2 separate regions of the Homo sapiens genome follow, and region 2 is linked to region 1. A link is a loop called in an ENCODE intact Hi-C map of the cell type or tissue named here. Cell type or tissue: Caco-2. All regions are shown on one strand. Links, peaks and the distances in the headings refer to the core of each region. The heading gives the core; the rest is flanking DNA.

Region 1 (5,381 bases), core at 150-5,149:
AGGACCCTAGTTCTCCTCACCTCGTCCAAATGAACTCAGCATTCGGAAACTTCTCGTCCCCACCTCCATCCCCCACCCCGTTTTTGGTGAGCGACTTTTTAAAAGGGGGCTCGAGCTCGGAGAACAAGAAACGTAATAGAAAAGCTATCCCCGCGCTGTCACGCGTCCCCGCTCGTCTTCCAGCGGAAGCGTCGCTGTAGGGTGGCAGTGGTGTATTTTTTTTTTTTAATTACGCAATTTAGGCGAATGCAGTCCAATCCAGAGCCGCTAGCTGTGTACGCGCTGAGCTTGGTAGAGTTCACCGTGGAATTTGCTTTTCCAACAACGACCCCGGGGGAGAGCCCGGGCCTCTTTAGGCGGCGTCTTACCTCGCCCCTCGCCTCCCGGCGTCTTCGGCGACCGCTCAGTAGATGCGGCGTCCCCAGCGCGGCACCCGAGCCCAGCCCAGCAGCGCGGGCTCTTCGCCTCCCTCTCCACCGTCCCCGCGCTTTTTAAAACTTTGGGCGCAGCTTTTGAGTGACTGTCCAGGAATCAGTGCTCCTGCCCCACTTCAACTAGCGTACAAATAAATACCTTACCCCCGTTCACGTTTCATAAATTAGGAAAAGACATCCAGCTTACATTCCCCCAAATTAGCTGTATCCGACTCTGCAATTCATTTACCCTTCCAAGTTGGTGACACGAAATTCTATTCTCCAAACAAACCGTAATGATCAATCCAACGTCCCTTTCTACTCCGTTTTAAAAGACTGAAGAATTAATGCCAGAGGAGAGCTATCAACACTGCCGGAGATTACAGATTAAGCGATATCAGAGCCCCATACCACCACTCTTTTACTATCCCTCATTCTGGGCGTGATCCCTCTTCACTAAAATCCTAGCCCAAATGTATTTTGTCCCCTACCCTTGATTCTTTGAAAATCTGTTTCCTAAAATAGTAAACGTAACGTTTTAAAGACCTTCTAACGTCACCCTCCTCATTGCAGTCCTAAGCGGCACACCAGCGCAGCTCAGCCCGCTCCTGAAGACTTCGAAGCAGGAAACCCAGCAATCTTCCAAGTGGCACCTTCCCTGCTGGCCTAGATGAACCTAGAAAGCAAGCAACTTCAATGAATGCAAACTAAGCTTTCCCGAGGAGAAACGTCAAAGCAGCTACAATCAGTCTCTGATTACACAAACATACCTAGGGGCAGGTTGGAGTAAGGAGGGCTTTAGGGGTGGGGGTTGCCTACCCAGAGGTGGCTTAAACCAGTTCTCCTATTGTTACTGAGTTTAGGAAAGCTAGCTTTTGTTTCGTGGTGGATTTTGGGGATCAAACCCGAGATGCCAGCTAAACATCCCTGAAGTCTTTGTAAGAGAACCTAACCCAAAGTTAGGACTTCAGTTCCTTTAAATTAAGATACTGAGTTATGCATAATTAACGATTCCAGTAGAGAAACAATGCAGAATTATTTTGAAATATTGTAAAAGGAGGGTCGACATGTGCGTCTATCTGCCCAGTTTTGCGAGAGCTAAATGCCACTCACGGGCCCCCTCTACCAAACCGGGAAGAGTGGCGACAGCGGGACTCCTTAGGTCATGTCTTGGGACCCAAAGGTTTCGGACTCCCTCCAACCATCCTTTTGGAGGAAGGAGGCTTACAGCTCTAACTCCCTCCCCAGCAAACAAACCAGAGAGAACTGAGGCCCTATCTTTCCTGGGCCCATCTGGAGACACACGCCTAGAAAGCAAAGCTCTTTCCCGCCTACCTAGTAGGTAGCGGTTGACGAGTGATTGTGCACAGTGTCCAGGAACTCCCAGGCTAAGGGACGTCCAGCTCTCGAGGTTTACAGGCAAGGGGGACCTGAAGTGGAGGGAGGTGCATTGTTTCCACATGGCGTTTAGGTGGTAACAGCCCAAAATATAGCTTTCATTGAGAGAGAAGAGCTACCCAGGCCCAGCTCTGCGCGCGGCGAGGGCCCGCTGGGATTGGGCGGACGCGCGTCACGTGACCGGGCGCCGTGCCCTGGAGCCCCGCCCCTCCCTGGCGCTCACTCGGCGGTGCTGCAGCAGCCGGGATTAGTCCCACTTTCACTTTCTGCACTGGGGCTTCACACCTGAGTGATATTGTTTTGTTTTCTTTTGTTTTTTGTTTTGTTTGATTTTGAGATGGCCAGTACAAAAAAGAGGCAGTCCAAAGAAAAAGAGCTCCATGCGTTTCTGGAAGGGGGTGATGAGCCGGGGAGGTCGGACGGGGGCTGTTCAGGGTCCGCGCTCCCGGGAGGACGAGGACCCGGAAAGCAGGTGTTTTCCCCATTGCAAGGGCAACACTGAGCTCGCGCGTCCACAAAACGTTCTGCGAAATTGTAAGGGCCTCCAGCATCACAACCAAAAGTAGAAAGTAGTAGGGGCTTCACCCTCCGAGCGCTGACGTGGTGATTTGTTTCTGAAGAAGGACTTGCTCCAGGTAGTTTATTAGGGTAGCGAGAGCGAAGGGCCACCAAAGCTGGCTTGTCATCCAACCTAGGAAACGGCACTCGCTGAAAAAACAAACTCACGATGGCTTCCGTCTCACCTCTAACCTGTGGGGGACTGGACTGGACTCAGTTCAGTACGAGTGCAGGGAGAGGGCTGCGCGCCAGCTCTGGATGAGCCCAGCCAGCGGTCCTATGTCTGTACCTGTCCTTATCGCTTATCACTAACCGCCCTTATCAGTCATTATCGCGGCTGGTCACTGACTAAAACATTCTTCCATAGTCCTAAATAAGTTCACCTATAGAAAGAAACCATTCCAGATCACTAACATGAGCTTGGCCCATTCATTTGTTCTTACATTTATATAACAGTGTTATTTTACATGTTGCACATTTTCCAGTGCCTGACTTACTAGGTTCTGAAGCACAGCAGCAACCTGTGAACCAGTCAGGCTCTTTTGCCTACGGTGACCTTCAAGTGTCCATCTGTAACAAGTCAGGGCAAGTTGCAATAAATAATTGGATCTTTGAAAGGAAAAAAAATGGTTTGTTTTCTCCTCTCTAAAAAGATTTCTCCAACACCTGAAAACTTTTAGCAAGTTGCTCAAACTTTAAGACTTCTGGGATTTTTTGTTTTTTTTTTTTGTTGTTGTTGTTTATTTGTTATTTGTACACTTCAGAGGGTAAGAAGAAACCAGGTAAAGTGTTGACAGTTGCCTAGCACAATGACTGGTACAAAGTAAATGCTCGATAAATTATTATTGTTAAAGTTAAACAAGTTATGCTTCCTCCTGTGTGTAGTTTTAAGTGACAATATAGTATTGTCCATTCTTCCATGCTTTATTTTTATATACAGGTTTGATTAGGGAGAAGGGAAAGCTTATAAAGCAATTTGCTTCAATCTTTGGTCGTGATAGTAACTTCCACTAACTAATTACACATCATTTTGAAAGTATTTCCTCAAATTTGTTTTGAATATATAATATGGCCTTTGAATTTCCTTAACTTCTCCCTTATACTTTTACAAAATGAAAGGGTATGGTCTTATCCCACTAGCTATTTCACAAGCAAACATGGTAACTCTTTTGGGGGAAGAGATTATTATTTTCTCTGGGAAGTTAGCTGAAAATCTACCAAAAAGTGCAGTCCAGAATAAGAATTAATTAAATAACCAAAAAGATCATTTTTGTTTTGCTATCTGGAAAAAAATGACATAGAATAGATATGTAAAATGTTAATTTTAAAATATAGCTGTTTTTTAATTCCTGCTTTTGGAAGCCAATTTGGATGGTTGAAATGAAAGTTGTTTTCCCTTTAAAATTAATATAATTATCACTAGGTCACCTAGAAAGAATATCTCTGGTCTAAACTTCTCTTCTGTGCTCCAAATTCCCTCTTTCACAAATGACAAAGAAACCGCTTGGATATATATGGAGCTAAACTCATCACCTCTCCTACCATTCTCCCTTTGGACATTCTAGATCTTACTTAGTTCAACCTCCCAGTCATCCATACTACAAACCTGGAAGCCATGCTCGAATCTTCTCTTTTTCTGCCCTCCACTTTAAGTCAGTTATCAAGTCCTGCCTGATTTAAACTCCTAATTGTGCCTCAGATATGCCCCTTCCCTTCCTTTCTAATTCCTGCTGCTCCAGTCTAGGCCTTCCTTGTCTTGCTCCCTGGCTCCCTTGCTGCAGCAGCCTCTTCACTGTAAGCCTCTGCCATTATCATTTCCTTCCAGTCCTTTGTTGAGTGACTTATCTGAAAAGCAGATCTGGACATGCCACTCACCTTTATAGGCTTCCTATTACTTACCAGATAAAAATCTAAGCTCTTTACCACCATTCTAAGGCTCTGTACCTCTCTCTGGCTTTGCCTTTCTCTCCTTCCTGCCCTGACTTCACATTCTAGCCACACTTCATTCATTCATTCTACACCACTGTGTGCTAGCTACTGTCCTAGCCACTTGGGATGTCTCAGGGAAAAAAAAGCTAAGATCTTTGCCCTTGTGGAGCTTATGTTATGGGAAGGATCACATCAGTAAACAATAAACATAAGTAAGCACAATTGATAGGACGAGGGAGGGTAATTCTAGATAGGTTGGTCAGGGTTGGCTTTATTGAAAAGGTGACTTTTGAGCAAAGATGCAAAAGATGAGGCAGTGAGCTATGTGAAGAAACAGAGGAAAAATATCTACACCGAGGGGACAGCCCGTGCATATCCCTGAGGTAGGAGCGTGCTTAGCATACCCAGGAGAGGCAAAAAGAGAGCAGGGAGAATGACAAGAGATGAGGGCAGAGAGACAACAGGGGAGTGTGCCTTTGGACAGGCCCTCATTAGCCATTGTATTAAGTTGGAGACTTTGTATTTAATGGGAAGCCAACTGCTTGTGGTGGTCACACTCTCCCCTACAAGTTGTGTTGTTCAGCCCTATGGTCTTTAAAGACGTGCTGCTTTTCTTTGTATTGCATCCCTCTCTGCAGCTGAGTTTCTGCTCCCATAGCTCCTTGTGATTATCTCTGTTATTGTAGTTGCCATATTACTTAAGAATCTTACATCTTGAGGGAGGATTTTGGTTTATTTTTGTATCCCCAGTGCCTATAGCAAGCCCTCAAAAGCTTAGTGAATGAATGGTAATGTTTGTTTGTAGAGTACCTCCAAATATCAGGCGTATATGTTTATTAATTCTTAAAACAACCCTACAAGGGAGCTCTGTTGTACCTATTTTACAGAAGAGGAAATGAAGTTCAGAGAGGTTAAGTAACTTATCCCAAGTCACACAGCTGGTAAATAACGGAGCTGGGTTTCAAACTCAGCTGTCTGGCCAGTTGCTACCCTGCACTATTCACTAATGAGACTTCCTCACTAGATTGAATAAACGAGATGGAAGGAATTTATCTCTGGTTGTTTCTTGCCCTTGGCTTCTTT
Region 2 (5,381 bases), core at 142-5,141, 63 kb before region 1:
AGACATATGTAAGGTTGATTTACTGAGAAGAAAAAAATCAATATTGTGCAGTAAACCAGTAGATTATCCTACAAATTCAGAAGGAAAAAAAATACCCCAACAAATATATTCCTATCTACTTATACTCCATTCAGTATGCATTCCAAACCAAAAATTATAGTGAAAAAGTAAGGACCACTGCCTCTTCTCAGGGTCCATAAAAGAAGGCTACAGATATGTGAATATATCTGGCAGGTGGATGAAGCAAAAGGCTTCTTTTCACATTTCTATATAAATACAACTTTAACACCAGTTCTTGAATATGCTTTTCTCTAAACCACTCATAAAAATTCTTGAGGTTCTTAACCTTACTGGAAAAGAAAACCTCAGATGACTATAAAGTAAATACACAGCATATTCTCAATATCATGGCCATCTTCAAGCAATTTCTCACACTTATAATGCATTTATTTTATATAAAGCAGATGCATGTCTTTGGGGCAAACCATGCCTTTTATTCTTATGTTGTGAAAGTCCCTTCTAATTAAAACAGGAAATACAAATTTCCTTGTCTAGTTCTAAGGATAAATCCTACGTAGTACAAGCAGCTGTCTGCAATTTCTGATGAACCCTTTCTGGCTATTCAAAATGTATAGTGCTGAAGTCATATTCCTTGAGCACTTGTGAATCCACATTCTGAAAACAAAAGCCACACCCATTGTCCCTGCATTCTCACCTGCCAGGGCCTTGTACAACTTGGGCACCTTCCCAAGCCAAATAACAAACACAAGCAGTGCTAGAGCTTCAAAACCTTATTCAGAACTGAGGAGGCTGAATATGTTCTGAAGGAAGGGTTAAGGAAAAAGTGGAAAATGAGAAGTCATTCAAAGAAAAGGTTAGGGGTTGAATGCAGGAGAGAATGTAAATGAATTTATTTTAAAAAGTCATTCTTTAAATGCTTTGTGTTATAGCTCAAACTGCAATTAAGAAAAATCTGGTCCCACCCTTCTAATTAAAAAGCACAAGTAGTTCCTTTACTGACCACAACAAAGGGCAAATAGACTCAAACCTACTTCCTTCGCAGGAGCTTCTCTTGCTGTTTCTGAGTCGGTTGTGTGTGGCTGATAAACAGGCTTTTGGGTCTGAAGGCATTAAAGTCCAAGCAAGTTGATACATACTGGAGCAGATCAGATATGCTGTCTGAAGAGTGGGGCAGTTTTTCCACCTTTATAAAGGCTAGATTAATATTCCTACTAATTACATTCTAGGAATGGCCAATTCATTCAATTCAAATCACTTGCAAAGGCGGTGAGGGATGAGAAGGCCAGAAACTGTCCTTATCCTCTTAGGGATCTGTGGGTGAGTGCAGACTCTCCGTGCTTCTCCCATTTCGCTGCTGAGGGCTCACTTGCAGGACAACAGAGTGGGAAGGCCAGTAGCCCAAGTCCTGCTGGGCTATACCACAAAGACTGGGTAAGGGAAGTTTGTGCTTACATTATGACAGAAAACTGCTTTGTAGCTTCATCTGTAAGGAATTATGAGATGGAAATTCTTAACCTGAAAGGATTTACTTTTAATTTTAAATATCTCAGTTCCTACCTTTATATCTGAAACAATGTGTTTTTCCTTGAGTTAAAAAAAATTGTTCTTAAGAATGAGCCTTTCTCCCAATCCCCTCCCACACACAGCTTTAATTTGATTTGGACTCTCAGTCAAAAGCATCTTGTTACTTAATTCATATTTGCAAGTTCAGTAAAGTGATGGTTGTGCCTTGAAGTAACAACAGGCACGTTTGCAAGCAAAGTGTCAATAGTGACTCTGAGCTCTAAAAATCTAGAGTCGGGGACCAGAGCTGTACCCATGACTCTCCAGAACCATGGCAAGAAAGTTAGTTAATAAACACCAACTAGCTTTTTTCAACGGCAGCAATAAAATGTTCAATTGGTGAAATGTCCACAAGTTCTGCTCAAAGCATCTTGTGAACTGTTTAATTAGCAAACTCTTGCAACACTCAACAAATAGATATTGGCAAGTTAGGGAGACACAAGGTCCCTTACGTATTAACTGTGCTGATAATCTAATCTGCAGGCTTTTCAAGGGGACACATACTCCATTCTTTTTTCCTCTAAGGATTCAGATACTCAAATGACAAGCATTTTCCATTTAAAGTGTTCTAACAAGTAAATAAACCATAAGAGATGTAAAGACAACTAGTTATAATAGTGAACCAGGCTACTAATCACATGCTAGGCCCTGATCCGATTAATAATATCTCTCATGTATATAATAATGCAAGACATGTATGTATCTTCCCAAAGTAATGATCAGATTTTGTTCACATAAATATAACTAAATCCAAGAAAAAAATTCCCGTAAAAGCCAACTCTACTTTTTGCTTCATCAAACTGCAAAGTATTATCAGATACACATTTAAGGACCCTGCCCAGTATCCTAACAGCCAAAATGCTAGGAAGGTTCAATTAGCAGTGATTTTTAACTAGTCATGCTTCGTGAGAATTATTTCCTTCCTTGGCTCAGATAATCCAGGACAGGCCACACTGAGAAGTCCTAGTTAGCTGATGAAACCCAGATCACAGGTCCAATAGCAGTATGGGTCATTTCAATATATTTTGTTCCAAATTATAAACAAATTGCCAGTATTCATGCTAGAGATGTCTTCAGTAAAATGATGTGTATGAAATGTCAAAATCCTATTCTCGCTATGAATTCAGAATATGTATCCACTCTGTCAAAGGATCAGTAGTATGTTTTTGCTTATGAAAGAACACATATACACTATTCTCATAAAGATCAAAGAAATATATACCTTTTATGGCATAGAAAAATTTGAAAAGCATTACATTAAGCATCTTCTTTCTCCTTAAAAAGTATAGCTATTGTTCATTCCAATCACCATTAAATAATTGATTAAACTGCCTGTAGCTATTCTTAGTTCTACCTGAAGAAGTAAAATGCACATGGTCCTTATCTTCTTAAAGCTTATACATTAATCTGACACTGATCTTCTTAGGCTGAAATATCCAAGTCTTTCATAAATTCATTTGTAAAGCACAAAAGAAAACACATGGAAGTTATTGTTTTAGCAGAAGAGCCATGCTTTTTAATTCATCTAATGGTCTTTAGAATACTTGACATATTCTTAAAAGAAAATCTTGAAAAAAAGCCAAATACTGAAGACACCATCTGCCCCTGCCCAATTCAGAATTAGTTTTAAGTGAGAGAGAGATAGACAGAAAGGAACAAGTAGCAATCTGATTTTCAGTTTTATACAAATACACCAGGTATACACACAAAAGATTTTTAAATGCTTTAAAGAAGGATTAAGAGGCAAATCATTTACTTCAGAGTCAAAAAGCATTTAAAATTCATTTTGTAAAATACCTGAGTTTGTATCTTCCTTCAGTTTTCTTTATACATACGTGTTTCTGTAAAAATGTTGAGATGATCTTGTTTTCTATTTCCCTGCTGCAATGAAATAATGACAGCTACCTCATGACACCATCAGTCTTTGGTCAACCCCTTAACCAAGCAATAGGCAGACTGATCCTTTACACAGATGACCTATGATCTACGAATCTAGTCTCCATGAAAAAAAAAAGAGACCAACACAATGATCCTGCTCTGCAAGGAAACCCCAGAGGGGCTTTTATTCTGTGACTTTTTACAAGTGGTTCATAACCTTTGTACTCTAGACACTCATTCAAAAGATCTCACCACTCTGTAAACTAGGGGATAAGGATGCTCTAAGGCATGAACTTTCTACCCAGAGTATTGTATACATTGTGGGGGGTGGAGGGCTGGGGGGTGGTGGGCACACTGTGCTACTGGTAAAATAAACCACGAAAAAGGACATTAGCCAAGACACTTGTATTCAGGGAGCCTCGCCAACCAGGGAACTCAGTTTTGGCTTCAACCCTGTTACTCAATAACTAGGTCCCAAGGAGAGCAAGTGAGCCTCCTTAGAGTGTTGGCATTTTAAAGTTTCCTAAGAGTCCTTGGGTGCCAATAAGTGTATTTCAAGAATTAAAACAAACAGGATACAATACAATACTTATGTATTCTATTAGAATACATAATGGATACAATAGAATACTTATGTATTCTATTAGAATACATAATAGATACAATAGAATACTTATGTATTTCTAAATTGGGGTCTCAACTGTGTTTTTTCTTTTTAAAACTATAAATACAACAGGAAAAAAACATATAAAGGGGAGAAGGCTACTTACAAAAGATTACTTATGACAACATTTCTGGTTGCTTTAATTTTAATTTCCAACTGGGTTACAATTTTCACTAAGAGGTCTTCTGTCTGATTCAAAAACGACTTGATTAGAAATTCAAATTAAATTATTTGCAACAAGGCTTTTTCTTCTTTGGGGACAGGGAGATAGTAGAGAAGAAGAGGGTCACCATAGGCAAAGCTCCTAAACCAGTGTAAATAAAAATTATCGGATGAAGGCAGAAATGAAATTGAGTCCAGTTTCCCTAAACTGAATAAAATCTAAAAATCAATTCATTCTAAAATAAAAATGCAATTAAAATAAAATTCTACTCCAAAAATTAGGAAGTAAATTTGTGAAAAATAATATTTAATATTTGAGGGTTTTTTTAGGTTTTAATTTCCTCTAAATAGTGACCATAACTTTTTTTTTTTGAGATAGAGTCTCACTCTGTTGTACAGGCTGGAGTGCAGTGGCGTGATCTCAGCTCACTGCAACCTCAGTCTTCCCAGTTCAATGATTCTCCTGCCTCAGCCTCCTGAGTAATTAGGACTACAGGTGTGCACCATGCCTGGCTAATTTTTGTATTTTTAGTAGAGATGGGGTTTTACCATGTTGGCCAGGATGGTCTCGATCTCCTGACTTCGTGATCCATCTACCTTGGCCTCCCAAAGTGCTGGGATTACAGGTGTGAGCCACCCCACGCCCGGCATGACCATGAATTTTTAAAGTGATGTATTTTTACTCATCTAGTTGAGACGTATTCGGGTGTAAATCTGCCATCCTACCCAATGCATCATCAAGGAGACAGTCTGTCTTCCAACAGAGGATCCAAAACAATTGTTAATTTAATACGCTAGATATTTTCCTATGCCACAATCGGATAAGGTAAGATATACATTATTAACAGCAAGTTGATAGTTATTTTTTACATTGTTAGTTAAATGTAAACATGAAGCGTAAAAAAACATTAAAGGCATCAATAACCAGAAATTCAAGACGACCATACCTTTAAAACAAAGAATGTGAAAATCTTCCATAGAGTAAAAAAAATCTTGCCAAAATATTCAGTCTACTTAAGAAAAAACAAACAAAAAATCTTGCTATGTCTTAATCATGTTAGCCTTCTAGGCCCTGGACCAAGTTGTTACAGGT

Evidence for each region. A loop is a pair of places that touch in the nucleus more often than their neighbours do. Peaks named below come from ENCODE experiments on the same cell type or tissue, not always from the same donor. Only the 100,000 strongest peaks of a DNase experiment are listed, where the experiment ranks them.
Region 2: a loop joins it to region 1, with 4 times the contacts of the local background. A loop is called at or near these places in 2 of 110 quality-filtered maps.

What each region holds. Positions count from the first base shown.
Region 1 is chr6:105,989,218-105,994,598 of GRCh38, reverse strand. It overlaps a transcript of PRDM1 not described here. Among named protein-coding and RNA genes, the nearest start is that of PRDM1, 94 kb to the left of the region's middle. RefSeq lists an enhancer at 819-1,353 and a silencer at 1,884-2,093. In Caco-2, for the core only: no CTCF peak of the experiment used is centred there; DNase peaks (open chromatin) are centred at 1,998 and 2,638; H3K4me3 peaks cover 1,312 bases.
Region 2 is chr6:106,052,246-106,057,626 of GRCh38, reverse strand. It overlaps a transcript of PRDM1 not described here. Among named protein-coding and RNA genes, the nearest start is that of PRDM1, 31 kb to the left of the region's middle. In Caco-2, for the core only: no CTCF peak of the experiment used is centred there; no DNase peak of the experiment used is centred there.